2 separate regions of the Mus musculus genome follow, and region 1 is linked to region 2. A link is a contact called in ENCODE Hi-C or POLR2A ChIA-PET data. All regions are on one chromosome and are shown on one strand. The core of a region is the stretch at or near the end of the contact, and the rest is flanking DNA. Distances in the headings are between cores, read along the strand shown. Region 1 holds the start of Zfpl1 (zinc finger like protein 1). Region 2 holds the start of Znrd2 (zinc ribbon domain containing 2).

Region 1 (5,486 bases), core at 1,330-3,829, 350 kb after region 2:
TACCATTAAAGCTGGACCAATCAGAGAAGTCTGAGGAATTGAGGGGCTCGGGCTCTGGGCTTATCACCTCATCGATCTGCAGAAAGGAATCTCCGTCAGCAGTCTGCCCACTCCTGCTGCTAACCCATCCAATCTGCCTCAGGAGAGGTCAGCACAAACAGATGGTCAGACAGACAGAGAGACTCTCACCAGAGGGAGGCCCAGTCCTGCCCGGGCCCAGTTGACTGTGGCTAGCTTTTCTCTCAGTGCTGAAGCCACTGGGCCAGCGAGGTTGGCTGGGGGGAAGATGGGGCCATTACAGCTGGGGCACTGGTAGCCTGCAGGCGCTGTGTTTCGTGGTAGCTGGGCAGCACGTTCATTGATACAGGCCCAATGAAAGAGATCTTGGGACCCATGAAATAAAAAAGGACAGACATGAGAGAGGCAAGTCTTCGAGCTCTTATCCTTGGTCTAGCAATCCCATACCCCCAAGGCCCAGCTCACTGCAGGAATGGATTGTGGATATATGTGCTGATGCCCAGGGCCATTCCTTTTCTCCCTACTCCGGGTCCCTAAGGCTTCTTGCAAATGCCACTGAACCAAAGCAAGGTAGAGTCTACCCATGTGACCAGCCCATGAGAAGGTGTGACTGGGAAGGAAGAAAATACCTTCCACCCTTTCAAGAGTCTTCTCTGGCCTAAAATCACACTCCTTGGGCTAATGACTACACAACAATAGTTTCAGGCTGGCAGTGCCTAATCCTAGCACTTGGGAGGTGGAGGCAGGAGTAAGATTTCAAGGTCAGCCCCACAATCCCAGTCTCAAACAAAACAAAACAAAACAAACCTACATACAAGAACACTATCAGGAAAGCTTCCCAGACACTGATACATGCAGATATCCAGAGGCAAATACACAGTGCTTATAAATACACAAGCAAACTTGAGAGCCATTCCCTCAAAGTACACTAGTAGTCATACATGTACACATCTGTAACACATATCCCCTAACACTCCCCACCTTCATGTCATCATGCATCCCATGGGATATGTGCTCACAAACACTCATCACCCATCTACTCACCCACAAGTACTAACCAACACATACATCTGTATGAGTGGACACATAATTTCACATGGAGAAATTCAGGTGGAGCTGCCCCCTTTTGGACCAGCACCTTGAACAAGCTAAGCTGAGGCTTTTTTTTATACTAGGCTCTGACTACCGACTCCCAGCAAACTGTAACATGGATAGCTTCCTCTGGGTACAGTATCGGGGTCAGTAACATCCCCTAAAGTGGATCTTTCTCCCAGCCACAGCTCATAGTCATCTCTAGCTCTCCCAGACTGGCAGAGCAGGAAGGAGAAGCTCTAACTTTCAGGGAAGATTCTAAGGCCTACGAAGAGAAAAGGCTTGCTGAGGCTTTATAAAACAGGACGGTACCTAAAGGAATCAGGATCTGAGGCTCTGACCTCCACGCTTGAGGGACTCACTGTCTTGCTTCTTGAAAGATGCTATCAAACCTGTATCCAAGCTGGATCCTGGGGCTGCCCTGACCCCTTCCCAGGCCTCACCATAGCAAACAAGACGGGTGGTCTCCCGACTGGCCAGGGGTGTGTTGCACAGGCGGCAATTGGGGTTGTAGTCACTATCTTGTAGCCACTGCAAGTAGGACTGCACGATGCACTGGAGTGGGAGAGAGATGTCACAACTGGTGCCCCAGGCTCCACGATGCACACACCACTCCAAGGCTCAAATGCCTCGTTTTCTCTCATCAGACTCATCATTTCATCTGTTCCATTTATTGAGTGACCATTTATTGAGCAGCTACTGAAGGCATAGCAGAGCGCATCACACCCCATGTTCTTGCCCTTGTGGAGCTTACAGTCTAGCATAGGTCCCCACATGGATTTAGAAGTAGGCAATCTTGTCTGCCCACCCACCCGCCCTGCTCAGACACTGCTCTAAACGCCCCACCTTGGCGTGATTGGCTACTAGGCAGTGCTCGCAGACGTTAACTCGGTGTTCGAAGCAGAACAGGTTCGTCACCTTCCTCTTGGGGCACTTGCAAAGTCCCATGACCGATCCTGGAGGGTGTGGTGGGGTGAAATCAGTTAGCAGGAAGCCAGGTTTTGGTGGCTGCCAGTTTGTTTTCACCAACCCAGTTCTCTTCTTTTAAATCTCTCAGTCCCGTCTCACACCAGTCCCAACACCAAATTCTAGCATAATGCCTTAGCATGGGTAAAGCCACGTCTCCTGTACAGATCGTACCACAAACGACCGACCCTTCATTCCATCAAGACCCAGGAAGGCCCTCGCCAGATCTCTGCACAGCTCCAATACCACCAGCCCCGCCCCCAAGACCCACCCCCTCTTGACCCGCCCCCAGCTGGCCGACCACATTCTGGATGTCCGCGAACCTCCGCGATGCCGATCGTGACCGGTGCGTACGGTAATGAAAAGCGCGGAAGGCCGGGGACTGAGCTCACCAACTCCGGTAGCTGCAGCTCCGCTCCCTTCAGGTCCGGCCTGATTATCCCTCCGCTGCCACGTCTCTTCCGGGTGCGGCGCACGCTGATGACGCCACAGCGCCGCAGGATACGCCTCTGCCTTTTGCTAGCTAGACGTAAAGCCTGTGACAACAAAAGCGGATGGTCCGCCTCCGGCCTGTGTCACTTCCGCTTTCTCGCTAGCAAGGCGGGCAATTTGAACGTTTGAAGCAGCAAAGTTCCCGGTTGGCGCGAGCCTGAGTAGGCGACCGCGGCGGAGACTGAGCCCGACCGTACACATGGCGGAGCGGCGAACACGATCAGGAGGGGCTGCCCAGCGGTCTGGTGAGCACGGGAGCAGTGGAGCGGGGTTGTTTGGGGAACAAAACTTGGCTCCCGGTGGAAGACGCCCCAAAGGGGTAGTTGGAAAACGACTTTTGCTTTTCCGAACTCGTCAAGCATCTTGTTTCGTTTGTTTGTCGCCTTTTCTTCGAGCAAAGTTTTGCTCACCATCAAACGTGTTTTCCTTTCCAGGGCCCAGGACTTCACTTACTAAGCCTTCGAAGTCGTCCAAGCGGAAATCTGGCTCAGATCTCCCGAACTCGTTCTCTGAAATCTGGCCGAGGGTGAGTTCCTGGTCCCCCAGGTGTTGGGGTTGGGTTTGTGCGCTGCGTATTCAGATGCTAATTTCTATGCCTAGGTATCCTTAGTCCGGCTAACTAGCACCTCCGGGCTCACTGTTGTTTTTTTTTTTTTAAATCATCTCTGATTGGTTGATAAAGAGCTGATCAGCCTATGGCTGGGCAGGAGAGGACAGAGGAGGCGGGACATCAGCGCCCATTGAGGCGTCCGGAAGAGTCTAGGGAGAGAGAAGTGGGAGAGGGGGAGGCGCGGAGAGAGCAGGTGGTTTCACTCTAAGGTCAAGAGGAGGGAGAGAGCAGTCATGAGGGCACACATGGACCAGATTGAGTCAGAGTAAGACTGAGATTCAGGTAGAGGACCGTGTGACTGGTAGATAGGCAGCCTGAGAGGGTTAGAGTAGCTCAGAACCTGCCCAACATAGTGCCAGCAGCCTTTGAATAACAGCTCTGTGTCCTTTACTCAGGAGGTAGTGGCGTTGGGGGGAAGAAATGCCCTGCAGTTATTTGGGAGCAAGGGAGTCAAAAAACTCCCGCCCAATGCTTCCACAGTTGGTGCCCAACATGGTGCAAGAACTTACAAACTTAGAACCAGGCTTAGAGGCTGAGAAGTCTTGGATAGAAGATAAGGAAAACTTTTCTCAGCAACACCCCCAAAGTACTTTTTTTTTTTTTCCTCGAGACAACGTTTCTCTGTATAGCCCTGGCTGTCCTGGAACTCACTTACTTAGTAGACCTGGCCGGCTTCGAACTCAAAGATCCACCTTCCTCTGCCTCCCAAGTGCTGGGATTAAAGGCGTGCACCACCACTGCCCGGCTCCCAAAGTACTTTTACACTGACCTAGAGGGCTTTGAACTATTGTAAAGCTCATGGATAATACTTTCTTTTACCCCCCCCAGACAACTCCAGCGGTCCCAGTCAGAAAGGCCATCGTCTTGAAGAAGATCGTAGCTCATGCAGTAGAGGTGAGGGGCTGAGAGAAGGCTTTGGGAGTGAGATGTCAAAACTGGGCTTAGCTATTGATTGATCAGTTGATGTCATCCCTACAGGTCCCAGATGTCCACACGGTTCGAAGAAGTCCTAGGGTGAGTTCAGTTCTGTTTATTTCTGTTTATTTGTGTAGGATTTACCCTTAGAGGGTAGGCATACACTTCTACCCAGGCAACTGCTTCATGGCTTGTCAGTTTAGGTCTCAGTGTATAACACTGTTTCCTGAACTGGAAGTTACGGTAGACCAGACTGGCCTCAAATTCATAGAGATCCACCTGCACCAGTCTCTGCAGATAGATTCAAATCTTAGAGATGGGCATGCTACCAGGACTGACTGTAGTTACCAGTCTTGTTTCCTGCCTATGGGTGTCATTCATTTCTTTTTTTTTTTGGGTTTTTTTGTTTTGTTTTGTTTTGTTCCCCAGAGCTGAAAACCACTGAGCTAAATCCCCAACCCCAACCCCTCATTTCTAGTTCTTTATGCTCTGAACATTCTCACTATTTTTCTTAAAAAGTTATGGTTTAACCACTGGGCTTCTGTAGACTGTTTTGCCACTGTTTTGTTGTGATGTTGTGATGGCGCACGCCTTTAGTCGCAAGATTTGGGAGGCAGAGGCAGGCGGATCTCGGAGTTTTAGGCCAGCCTGGTCCACAGAGTGATAAGGTTGTTTTGCTGAGTGTTTATTTATGTTTTGTTTGTTTGTTTGTTTGTTTTATGGTTATAGAATGAGTTATGTGTAGGGGCTGGAAAGATGGTTCTGGGTAAAAGCAGTTTTCAGATTCCATCAGATGGACCCTACACACCTACAGCTTCAGTTTGAGAGTATCCAACGCCCTCTTCCGGACACATGCATACGCAGTGTAAAAGGTGCTGGGTGCTGGTGCACACCTTTAATTCCAGCACTCAGAAGGCAGAGGCAAGTGGATCTCTTTTGACTTATAGGCTAGCTTGGTCTACAGAGTGAGTTCCAAGACAGCCAGGGTTACCTGTGGCCAAGCCTGGCCCTGAATTTAGTATGTGCGTAAAGCTGGTTTTGAATTCCTGATTTTTCAATCTCCCAAGTGTACCCAGTGGTGCTTTGCTCTCTGACCAGGGTTGTGTTGCTGGCTGGCTTTGGTACTCTTCCTGCCTGGTATTTCTCAGTGTCCTGGGAATTGCAGACGTGAGGCAAATTGCCAGTTTGATTTGTTATTCTGATGTGTGTGGTGCTGGAGATCTATCCCAGGGCAGTACTAAGCAGGTACCCTGCTGTTGAGATAATCCCAGCCATCTTGTGATGGTGGAGGTGGGTTTTCAAGTCCTAGAACTTGCTTTGAAGACCAGGCAGGCCTCAAACTCACCGAGATTCAACCCCCACCCTAGTGCTAGGGTTAAAGGCATGCACTACC
Region 2 (4,978 bases), core at 1,939-4,438:
AAGTTTTGAGCCTTTTGTATGGGTGCGTTCCTATCCACCTCAGCTTTCAAAGGCTGATTTGGAAAGCATCCTGCAACCACTGGTCACGGGCATTGTGAGTCTGGGGTACGGTGAGGGGTGGAGGGTCTGGGGGCAGGCTGGCATCAGGAGGCTCCTCGTCATCAGACAGGCCGGCATCAGGTGGGTAGGAGCTGTCCGAGTGCAGAGAGGATGACAGGTCCTGGCACAAGCTCAGGTCTTGGCACAGATGCTTGTAGTCCTGGATCGACTCGTACAGGCCCCACAGCTGGCACAACAGGGACATATCCAGCTGTCGCAGCCCCACCTACAGACAACTGACAGTGGGCTGGAGTTGGGGGTCCGGGCCACCCCCAGAATTCCCACCGTGGACGACAACCCTATCCAATCTTCCTGCACCTTTAAGTGAAAGTTCTGAGAACAGATGGTACTTGCCAACTGTGAAACCTTCCAGCCAGTCCTTGGCCCTCATTTATACAATGGGGTAACATTGTCCAGCAAGATGAAATCAGGCAAGTTTTTAAAAATGCAACAATTGCTACACATTACTATCAGTGCTGTCCTAAAGCCCCGTGACCAGATGCTTCCTGCTGGACCTGAGATGAGGAAGCGGATCCCAGACTTATTTCTGCCCTCTTCAGAGCTACTACCCTGGCGAGGCGCCCACCTACTCACCATCTCCTTGCGCAGCGCGGCTAGTGCAGAGTCGAGGTTAACCGGGCGGCGCGGGCCCGCTGCAGAACCTGAGTTAGCAGATCCAGCGGCATGGCGAGGACCATCCGGGGCGCGGGCGGCACGACTCAGTTCGTCGTGGATGCGGCTCCGTTGGCTGTAGACACGCTCCAGCTCCCTCCACGAGCCCCCACTAGCGTTAAGAAGGCCGCTGAGGCCGCGCGGTAGCGGCGGGAGCCCGGCCAGAGCGCAGCCCGCGCCGCCCGGCGCCTCAGTCGCGGGCAGCCCGTTCATAGCCAGGCAGGCGTGGACCACGATGCCGCCTGGACCCCTCTTACGTTTTCAGCGGGCTGTTGCCCAGAGAACCAGCTCTCCGTGGCCCGGTCTCCGGAGAGATCTCAGCCACCGCCCGCAGGCCGTGCTTTGTTCCGTCCCCGACTCCTAGGACTCCGCCTATGCTCCACCCCCCTGCATGGGCGGGGCCTCTCTTAACGCGGCGATGACCCTGGAGCGAAAAACCCATCAAAGAACTGGATGGGACAGGGGAGGCCGAAAGGGTCAGAAACGGTTTTTTGGCGACCTTTTGCTGCCTCATTCCTATACAATGTGTCCTCTCCCAAGGGAAGGATTCTAAAAGCACGGGGATGTGGGAGGCCCGAGTCTGGGGTAGGAAGGTAAGACTGTGCCTGACTCTTACAGTGCATCACTGCCCCTCCCCACAATTTGTCAACATCCTAGCAGCCAGAAGATGGAGAAAGATGGTAGAGTCAGGATGGTTAAAGGAAGGAAAGGAAGCCACCAAAGGGACTGAAACTTCAAATGGCACTCAAGTGGAGGAAAGGGGGTACTGGGTCAGAGACAATGATTAGTGGCCCAGCCTTTGGGAAGACTGAGGTCAGTCCTTGGAATAAGGTGTCACTTATCCCTCTGCCATTTACTTCTTGTCCTGAATGCAGAACTTCACCATTCAGGTAGAAAAGACCATGGAAAGGTGAGATGCCAAAAGCAAGGAAAACCATCGAGGAGAACTGGGGCTCACATGCACACTCAGAACCAAGAAAGAACAAACCACGCGGAGGAAAAACTGTTTTTCTGGAGGGTTTTTCTCAGGGGAACAGGGATCAGGATAGAGGTCTCAGTGATCCAGCTGTTTCAGGCTGCCTAGGGCCTCGGCGCAAGCCCGGATAAGCCCACAGAGCTGGATACTAGTCTCCAAGGAGGTGCTAGAGCCCAGCTCGACTGACGCCCAGGTTAGCTTCTGCAGGAGGGCCGTCTGTGTGGAAGCCACCGCGTCCGTATTTGGAGGTGCAGCCGGAAGAGGAGGCGCCTGGGCTGCCTTGAGCCCGGCTGCTGCGCCTTCACAGTGCTCTGGACGGGGTACTGGTGGCTGGGATGGGGGCCGAGAGCTCGAGGCAGGCTCTGTAGATGAGGCCAGCTGGTGTTCCCGAGCTTGAGAGAGCGCCGCCTGTGCATTCAGTGCTAGAACAAGAAAAGTGGTGGAAGAGTGAGGGTGCCCCGTCCGCCTCTCCCGAGTCATGTGCTCTTTACTGATGTCCCTGAGCTGCTGGTGTTTTCTGCCTAAGCCAATCCCATCTCATCTCTACTCTTCTTTCTCCTTACACATGCTTGCCAAACACTGCCCCACTGATTTACACTTGAGGTCCAGTTGCTTGACAGATGGCCTGGCCTCATCTATGCATCAAGTCTATTCCTGTAAACTGGGATGCCCGCCCTTCAGTGGTAAAATGCCTGTCCAACATGCACAAGCACCCAGGGTTGCACGTGCACTCTACAACGTAGGATGACTATTTTGCTAGGACTCTCCCCACGGTGTCAGAAACAAAAGGCTGATGGTCTTTCTTGAATGAAACACCTCTCTAGGGCGGAAACGAGAAGGCACCTTAATGCCACAGCACGCAGGAGTTTCCACTGTCACCTCCCAGGCTCACAGTTCCTCTGTAGCTATCGCCACTCTCTTCTCCCCACAGTGCACACTCGGACCCTCACCCGGGTTATCTTTATCCACGTCTGAGTCGAGCTCCTGACAAGCCACACAGTAGATTTTCCGCTGTTTATCTTGCAGGAGGATCGTCTGGGGACCAGAAAGTACATGGACATAGGTGAGCCGGAGAGACAGGGTTCACAGAAGAGGGAGCTGAGGAAAGGTCGTGCGGCCCGGTCCGCGGCCTCGGCCTCATCACTCGCCTCACCCCGCAGTCGGCGCACGTGTCGCCCAGCATGCGGTAACCACGGAGCAGGTAGTCCCCCATCAGACGGGAGATGCGATCCTGCCGCTCCCGTCGCGCCTGCAGCACCTTCGTCTCAGCTTCAGTCGGAGGCTCCCAGGTGAAATCGTCGACATCTAGAGAAAACAGGCACAGGAGATAGAGAGAGCTGCCTCCCGCACCCCACGGCCACTGCCCAAACATCCCAAGCGCATACCTGCACCGTTCAAGGCCATGTTGCCGTGGTCACTGCTGGGCTCACCGGAAGTGATCCAAATAAGATGCGCCCCCACTACGGCCCCGCCTCCCACATGTGGTAGCTGAGGGCGGAAGTGACGCTTACACGGTCTTCCTGGCGCTTTAGTCAAAGGGGGGGCGTGTCTGCTGCACATTTGACCCTGACCTACGGGCTCGGCTGGTGGCCAGAGCTATGGTTGGGTACCACCGTCTCCCTGGTAACGCTTCAGTACTCGGGTGTGGCTTTTCAGAGTCTCCATTTCTACTTGCCTCAGATAAAGTGGCCCTTAGGTCTGTGAAATACCCGATTCCCTCAGGGTTGTCTTTCCACACAGGGGAAGCAGGAGATGGGCAGGACCATGACATCTGCCCAACAGTCACTGCAATAAAAAGTTCTCTAAATCTTTCAAACTAGGCTAGCTACACTGAGGTCGTTTTCTGCCTATTTCAACACTCCTCCCTGTTTGCGTGTTGGGTGTCCTCTGTCCACCTTCTACCAATGCCTAGAACTGATGTAAGCCTGCTGTCTTAGTTAGGACTAGTATAGCTGGGATTAACACCATGACCAAAAATAACTTGGGGAGGAAAAGGTTTGTTTCGCCGGGCATGGTGGCTCATGCCTTTAATCCCAGCACTTGGGAGGCAGAAGCAGGCGAATTTCTGAGTTCGAGGCCAGCCTGGTCTACAGAGCGAGTTCCAGGACAGCCAGGGCTACACAGAGAAACCCTGTCTCGAAAAGCCAAAAAAAAAGAAAAGAAAAGAAAAGAAAAGGTTTGTTTCACTCATGGTTCCATATAACATGTTCATCAAAAGCAGGAACTCAAGCAGGGCAGGAAGCTGGAGGCCATGGAGGAGTGCTGCTTACTGGCTTGCTCCTCATGGCTTGCTCAGCCTGCTTTGTTACAGAACCCAAGAGCAGCAGCCCAAGGATGACCCCACCTACAATGGGCTTGACCCTCCCCCACTGATCACTGGTTAGAAAGTGCTCTACAGGAGAGCCCACCAGATCTTACGGAGGCATTCTCTCCTCTCAGAGGACTGTAGGGCCTGCTGGTGAAAATGGCTTATACTCGAGTGGGTTACAAATCAAGGACCAGTGCTCCTCATAATCCTGGGTTCTTTGCAAGAGCACCAAGTAATTAAAAGACCAAGGGCTGGAGAGATGGCTCATCGGTTAAGAGCCCTGGCTGCTCTTCCAGAGCTCCTGAGTTTAATTCCCAGCAACCACATGGTGGCTCACAACCATCTGTAAAAGGGCTAAGACACCCTTTTCTGGGGTGTCTGGAAATAGCTACCATATACTCACATGCATAAAATAAATAAGAGGAGGAGGAGGAGGAAGAAGGGGGTAGAAAGATGGCTCAGTTCTTTTTTAAAAATATTTATTTATTTATTATATGTAAGTACACTGTAGCTGTCTTCAGACACTCCAGAAGAGGGAATCAGATCTCATTACGTGTGGTTGTGAGCCACCATGTGGTTGCTGGGACTTGAACTCAGGACCTTAGGAAGAGCAGTCTGCGCTCTTTTTTTTTTTTTTTAAATTTATTTATTATATGTAAGTACACTGTACTTGTCTTCAGACATTCCAGAAGAGGACGTCAGATCTTGTTACAGATGGTTGTGAGCCAACATGTGGTTGCTGGGATTTGAACTCCGGACCTTTGGAAGAGCAGTCAGGTGCTCTTACCCGCTGAGCCATCTCACCAGCCCACGTCTTTTTTTTTTTTTTAAGATTTATTTATTTATTATATGTAAGTACACTGTAGCTGTCCTCAGATACTCCAGAAGAGGGCATCAGATTTCGTTAAGGATGGTTGTGAGCC

Evidence for each region. Hi-C counts contacts between places; a loop is a spot of excess contacts on that map. ChIA-PET counts read pairs that join two places held with the same protein, here RNA polymerase II (POLR2A).
Region 1: a loop to region 2 is called in a map of v-Abl transformed pro-B cells, with 2.2 times the contacts of the local background. The contact joins the promoter of Zfpl1 here to the promoter of Znrd2 in region 2. A Hi-C loop is called at or near these places in 1 of 37 maps with a recorded cell type or tissue (v-Abl transformed pro-B cells). POLR2A ChIA-PET finds 5 or more read pairs at or near these places in 2 of 5 experiments (Patski and embryonic stem cell).

What each region holds. Positions count from the first base shown.
Region 1 is chr19:6,082,396-6,087,881 of GRCm38, forward strand. Zfpl1 (zinc finger like protein 1) reads right to left here and starts at 2,580. Exons shown (of 8, transcript NM_024231.3): 1 at 2,469-2,580; 2 at 1,957-2,066; 3 at 1,554-1,665; 4 at 190-383; 5 at 4-76. The coding sequence starts at 2,058. Cdca5 (cell division cycle associated 5) reads left to right here and starts at 2,702. Exons shown (of 6, transcript NM_026410.3): 1 at 2,702-2,813; 2 at 3,003-3,094; 3 at 4,007-4,072; 4 at 4,157-4,192. The coding sequence starts at 2,768.
Region 2 is chr19:5,728,544-5,733,521 of GRCm38, forward strand. Znrd2 (zinc ribbon domain containing 2) reads right to left here and starts at 3,189. Exons shown (of 4, transcript NM_020491.5): 1 at 3,133-3,189; 2 at 2,901-3,052; 3 at 2,698-2,782; 4 at 1,763-2,169. The coding sequence starts at 3,151. The coding sequence ends at 1,826. It overlaps Fam89b (family with sequence similarity 89, member B), which reads right to left and starts at 1,123. Exons shown (of 2, transcript NM_181452.2): 1 at 694-1,123; 2 at 1-325. The coding sequence starts at 984. The coding sequence ends at 47.